2 separate regions of the Homo sapiens genome follow, and region 2 is linked to region 1. Evidence: read pairs that join two places in POLR2A ChIA-PET (ENCODE). Cell type or tissue: IMR-90. All regions are shown on one strand. Each heading gives the region's core, and the rest is flanking DNA. Links, peaks and the distances in the headings are about the cores only. Region 1 overlaps DIRC3 (disrupted in renal carcinoma 3). Region 2 holds the start of IGFBP5 (insulin like growth factor binding protein 5).

Evidence for each region. Peaks named below come from ENCODE experiments on the same cell type or tissue, not always from the same donor. Only the 100,000 strongest peaks of a DNase experiment are listed, where the experiment ranks them.
Region 2: POLR2A ChIA-PET joins it to region 1 with 16 read pairs; 2 of 35 experiments call an interaction of 5 or more read pairs at or near these places.

The regions. Positions count from the first base shown.
Region 1 is chr2:217,615,798-217,618,703 of GRCh38, reverse strand. All of the region lies in intron 2 of DIRC3 (disrupted in renal carcinoma 3), which reads left to right. Among named protein-coding and RNA genes, the nearest start is that of DIRC3, 170 kb to the left of the region's middle. In IMR-90, for the core only: no CTCF peak of the experiment used is centred there; a DNase peak (open chromatin) is centred at 1,563; H3K27ac peaks cover 373 bases.
Region 2 is chr2:216,694,391-216,697,260 of GRCh38, reverse strand. IGFBP5 (insulin like growth factor binding protein 5) reads left to right here and starts at 1,712. Exons shown (of 4, transcript NM_000599.4): 1 at 1,712-2,822. The coding sequence starts at 2,486. It overlaps IGFBP-AS1 (IGFBP5 antisense RNA 1), which reads right to left and starts at 2,815. Exons shown (of 6, transcript NR_187138.1): 1 at 2,500-2,815. In IMR-90, for the core only: a CTCF peak has its summit at 1,525 (motif pointing left); a DNase peak (open chromatin) is centred at 1,630; H3K4me3 peaks cover 1,313 bases; H3K27ac peaks cover 2,331 bases.

The DNA.
Region 1 (2,906 bases), core at 98-2,597:
GCATAGAGGTAGAAGAAGCCAAGAATATAGAAGAGGATTATATATAACAATTATATGTCTTACATTGTTTTTCAGGAATGTTCCAATTAAAACTATTCTATCCCATTTTTCCTGTTCATGTTCACCATATATATGATTTTTGGCATTTAATAATCCATAGTAGGCATTTAATCAATGTTTATTGATTGAGTGACTAAATAAAAGAATAGACAACTATTGCTCCAGGCCAACCTTCCTGCTACGTTGGGTCCCACAGGCCACGTGTCCTGCACAATCAGGGAGTCCATTTACAGAGACAAGATGTAAAGTTTGACCCCAGTCAGGACAAGGCGAGGATTACTTTAGAAATCATGTCTGAGACATAAGCTGGTTCTGTTTCTAGATGGAAAGAAGGAAACATTTTCTAACTTTTCTGCCTTCTAATAGTGCACAGCCCTTTTCCGTCTTTCGAATGAAAAAGTAGCGTTGCATAGCCGCTGTCATCTCTCACCGAGCTCTCACAGCCCTTTGCACATTCCACAAACCACTATTAGCACTTTTGTCACCACTGATACGTCTGTGCCTTCATTGTGGGGTCCGTAGAACCATATTGGTATCCCCAGCCCTAGGACACAGAGCCTGGCACATAGTAGGTACTCAGCAGCTGATGCTGGGGAATGAGAAAATGTCCTACATGTTTCCCTAAACAGAGGCCCAGCAGTTGCCTCCCAGCTCCTCCTGTGTCTGAAATCTGAACTCCATTAGCAACCCCCTTTCCCTGACCCTGATTTGAACTTTAGTTTGCTAAGCTGAAAGAGAGAAAGACGTAAAATGGGAAGAGGAGCAGACATTTTTTTTTTTTTTTTTTTTTTTTTTTTGCCTCACGGGCTATCCCACCCCCTTTGCCCGTGCATTCCAAGACAGATCAGGACCCAGGTGGAGCTGGCTGCTGTGTACCCCCTTCCCTCACAGGCGGGCAGGAAAGCCTGGCTGGGAACCTCCACGGCCCATCGGGTGTGCATGGGCCATGCTGTGACCTGCGGCTGAACTGCTGAGGCCCGGTCTGGTCTTAATACCCAGGCAGCTGCTCCTGAGGCAGGAGTCCTGGGGGAAGGAAAGACCATGCTAAGGTGCAGCTCCAGAGTGCCACAGTGTAAATTGCTGTTTGCACACTGGAATCATTTATGAAAGGTTGGGTTGCCTGTCCCAACTGGGTAGACCTGTGGAAAGAGGTCCCACACATCTCTAAAAATGCTGAGATGAGAGAGACAAAAACATGCAGGAAGACCAAAGATGGGAAGTCATCCCCTTCCCTATGCTGAGAGAGAGAGATAGAGATATATATATATATATATATATAGAGAGAGAGAGAGAGAGAGAGAGATTAAAGAAGGGAACACCAGGAAATACTCTGATACTATTCATGTATATGAAAATGAAGTAATTATGCTTCATTTTCCTGTAGTCACTCCTCTCCGATTCTAGGTAAACTCTGAAAGTGGGTAGAGCTCCGCAGTGCAGCTGGGACACTGAGGCCAGAGAGAAGCTTCTTGGCTCAAAACTTAGATTCCAGGCATCTCATGAATTCCTCTCCGGGAGATGTGTAACTAAGAATATGTGGTCTGAAGTGACTTCGATGATTCTCTACTCTAATCTCCTTGTTTTTCAAATAGAGCATCTAAATGCTTCATATTTGGTTCCAAAGTGCTATGGTTTGAATGTGACTGTCAAAAAAAACATGTGTTGGAAATTTAATTTCCAATGCTACAGTTTTGGGACATGGGGCCTAATGAGAGGTGATTAGACCAAGAAGGTGGGGTGAATGGATTACTGCTGTTATCATGGGAGTGGGCTTGTTATTGCAGGAGTGGTTTCCTTATAAAAGTGCAATTTTAGCTATTTGGCCTCTCTCTCTCTCTCTCTGTCTCTCTGTCTATCTCTATCTCTTTCACCCTCCACCTTCCACCATGGGATAACGTAGCAAGAAGTCCCTTGCCATATGCTGGCCCCTTGATCTTAGACTTCCCAGCCTCCAGAACTGTAAGAAAGTAAATTTCTGTTCTTTATAAATTATCCAGTCTGTGGCACTTAGAAAAAATAATAGCACAAAATAGACTAAGACACAAAGGAATGGAAAATTATGTTGGGGTTAGGATCCTGGGGGTCAAAGAAGAGTGATTGCCTCCCTTATCCTTGGGTGAAGAGGAAGAGACTCATATGTGCCTTCTAGGAAACATCATGCTATTTTGTTTGGTCTCTTATTCTCCATCTGCTTGTCCGTGTTCACTGCTAACGAGGGATCCTGGCTGAAATGTAGTGGTCATGTGGTGGTGTTGGGAAGAAGAAGGCTCGTACAATGAGATTTGATGTCCCTGTCCCACACAGGGATGGTTCCACTCTCAGAACGAGGCCCAGTCTCTATCTGCCAGAAGTTCTGACAGAAGAGCAGAGTTTCAGCACTGTCTTGTGCCATAGCATAGAATGCATGGATTTCCAAAGGCAAAAAGGACTGGCAGACGACACCCAGTGAGAACTGGAACCCTTCACCCATTCTGCAAGGTGTTTCAGGCAGTGGCTGGAGGCAGAGGATGATGCACTTCCATCTTAGTGAATTTCTAGTGTCTCAGAGCCTCTGGCCTGTCCATAGAGCATAACTGTGCCTGTTGAGGGCATGGCTCTAGCACATCTACTTTCATCCTCTCCTTCCCACCAAACCTGGCCCTACTCTTTGTTGAGATGGTCAGAGGAACAGAAAGGGGATGAGTAGAAGAGAAACAGATGAGGTTTTGGAAATGACCAATGCATTTGTTAGGTGGACTATGAAGGTCAGCTGGGCAAGTGTCATCAATCCTATTTTACAGATGGAAACTGTGAAGATTAGAGAATGTGTTGGCCAAGCTCCTTAACAGTTATAAGAAGAGACACAC
Region 2 (2,870 bases), core at 371-2,870, 920 kb after region 1:
GTTTTGAATATTGATTTGTTCCTACCTTACCAAGCCCTCAGACTGAGAAAAGAAGAAATTAAGATGAGCCTTGCTGCTATTTTTTGTTTTAATCATTACACACAATGCTCCTCCCTCTCCCAGCCACCACGTGGCTAAACCCCCTTTGGCAATACAGGCAAAGACATAACTTTAGACGTTAACCTTGTTTTAAAATGTGCCTTTCGGCAAATAGATAAGTGAGAAGAGAGATCAGGATCTGGGGGTGTTAACGGCATAAAGTGAGATGCTCCTGAACTGAACGAGCAAGAAAAAATATTTTCTTGAAAGCAGTCCTCCAGAAAGAATTCTTATCATAGATAAGGGTGCAGTCTAGTGGCAAACTTCATGAAATGCAGCCCCTTCTCCAAAGGAAAGTTAGAATACTTCTCAAGGGAGGAAGCACAATGTAAAAGGTGTAACAGCCCACACCAAGTCCACCCAGCAGGGGCAGTGACATTGGTCATTTCTCTCTGACTTGCCTGTGAGGCTCATGGCTCACTCAGGTCAATTTCAGAAAAAGCTAAAACCACCACCTTCCTATTTCAAGGCCTTAGTTTTCTTTCATTTTATTAAAGAGGTTCTAGTGGCATGATTCGGTTCCTGGTCAGGACCTCTTCCAAGCAGGTCCTGTGGCCCTGTCAGCTCATATTCCTGGGATGTGCCTATAAGCACCAACTAACCTGTCAACCTATCACAAGGTCTCCTCCAGCTACTCTGCCACCCACTCCCTCCAGGGATGTGGCCCTGCCCAATAGAAATACCTCTGCAAAGTGACAGAGAGGGAAGTGTCACTCCAATCCACCTTTCTTCCCTCTAAGAACCCCACACACAAGGACACTTTAGGCCACCATGCAAGGTTTTCAGACTTAGCATTTCCTCCAAAGTGTCCATCTCTGCAACTCACTGCTCTCAATAATGCTGTTGTATGAATGTCCATTCCTGCAGATACACAACACACACACATACACACACACACACAGAGAGAGAGAAAGAGAGAGAGAACCTCCCTGGCCAACGCAGCTGAAGGCAACTGGTCACCTCTTCATCATGAGTACTGAAACCCCCTGATTAAATCCTCTTCTCCAGACTTTTAGGGGAGAAATTCAATTTTTTCTTCTTTTTTAAATTTAGCTCACCAGACATCACTGGCCATTCTACACTACCTGTCCCCCAAACACACACACACACACACCCCACATGGAAACAGACACCAGCATACAGTCAATTGCAGAAGCTTAGGAAGATTTCTTGGGCACGGTATATCCAGTTGGCTAATAAGAAAATACGTCTCCCTTCAGCCTGTGCCTTGACTACTTAAAGGATAGGAGGGAAGGGGAGACGAAGTTACTCTCCTCATTGTGTTCACCCTGCTCCGAAGAACTCTGTCTTCCACTGGCCCCTCCACCTCCTCCCCATTCTCGGTAGCCCCAGCCTGTCCCCCTTGCCCCTTTCTTACATTCCGGGGGGAGGAGGGCGCTGTTCAGAGGGGAGGAGGGCGCTGTTCAGGGAGCGAAGGGGAGCCCCCTTGTGTCTAGAAGGCCTCTCCCCACCCCCACCCCGTGTGAGTTTGTACTGCAAAGCTCCTTGGCATCCTTGCCTGAGTTGGGTGTTGGGAAGCTCAAATTGCAGCTACAAACTGGCTGGCAGCCAGGGGCCGGCTATTTAAAAGCGCCTGCTCTCCCGGAGCCCCGTAGTCTCTTTGGAAACTTCTGCAGGGGAAAAGAGCTAGGAAAGAGCTGCAAAGCAGTGTGGGCTTTTTCCCTTTTTTGCTCCTTTTCATTACCCCTCCTCCGTTTTCACCCTTCTCCGGACTTCGCGTAGAACCTGCGAATTTCGAAGAGGAGGTGGCAAAGTGGGAGAAAAGAGGTGTTAGGGTTTGGGGTTTTTTTGTTTTTGTTTTTGTTTTTTAATTTCTTGATTTCAACATTTTCTCCCACCCTCTCGGCTGCAGCCAACGCCTCTTACCTGTTCTGCGGCGCCGCGCACCGCTGGCAGCTGAGGGTTAGAAAGCGGGGTGTATTTTAGATTTTAAGCAAAAATTTTAAAGATAAATCCATTTTTCTCTCCCACCCCCAACGCCATCTCCACTGCATCCGATCTCATTATTTCGGTGGTTGCTTGGGGGTGAACAATTTTGTGGCTTTTTTTCCCCTATAATTCTGACCCGCTCAGGCTTGAGGGTTTCTCCGGCCTCCGCTCACTGCGTGCACCTGGCGCTGCCCTGCTTCCCCCAACCTGTTGCAAGGCTTTAATTCTTGCAACTGGGACCTGCTCGCAGGCACCCCAGCCCTCCACCTCTCTCTACATTTTTGCAAGTGTCTGGGGGAGGGCACCTGCTCTACCTGCCAGAAATTTTAAAACAAAAACAAAAACAAAAAAATCTCCGGGGGCCCTCTTGGCCCCTTTATCCCTGCACTCTCGCTCTCCTGCCCCACCCCGAGGTAAAGGGGGCGACTAAGAGAAGATGGTGTTGCTCACCGCGGTCCTCCTGCTGCTGGCCGCCTATGCGGGGCCGGCCCAGAGCCTGGGCTCCTTCGTGCACTGCGAGCCCTGCGACGAGAAAGCCCTCTCCATGTGCCCCCCCAGCCCCCTGGGCTGCGAGCTGGTCAAGGAGCCGGGCTGCGGCTGCTGCATGACCTGCGCCCTGGCCGAGGGGCAGTCGTGCGGCGTCTACACCGAGCGCTGCGCCCAGGGGCTGCGCTGCCTCCCCCGGCAGGACGAGGAGAAGCCGCTGCACGCCCTGCTGCACGGCCGCGGGGTTTGCCTCAACGAAAAGAGCTACCGCGAGCAAGTCAAGATCGGTGAGCGCGCTCAGTGTGCCAGTCAGTTACGCGGCGCACGGGCGGGGG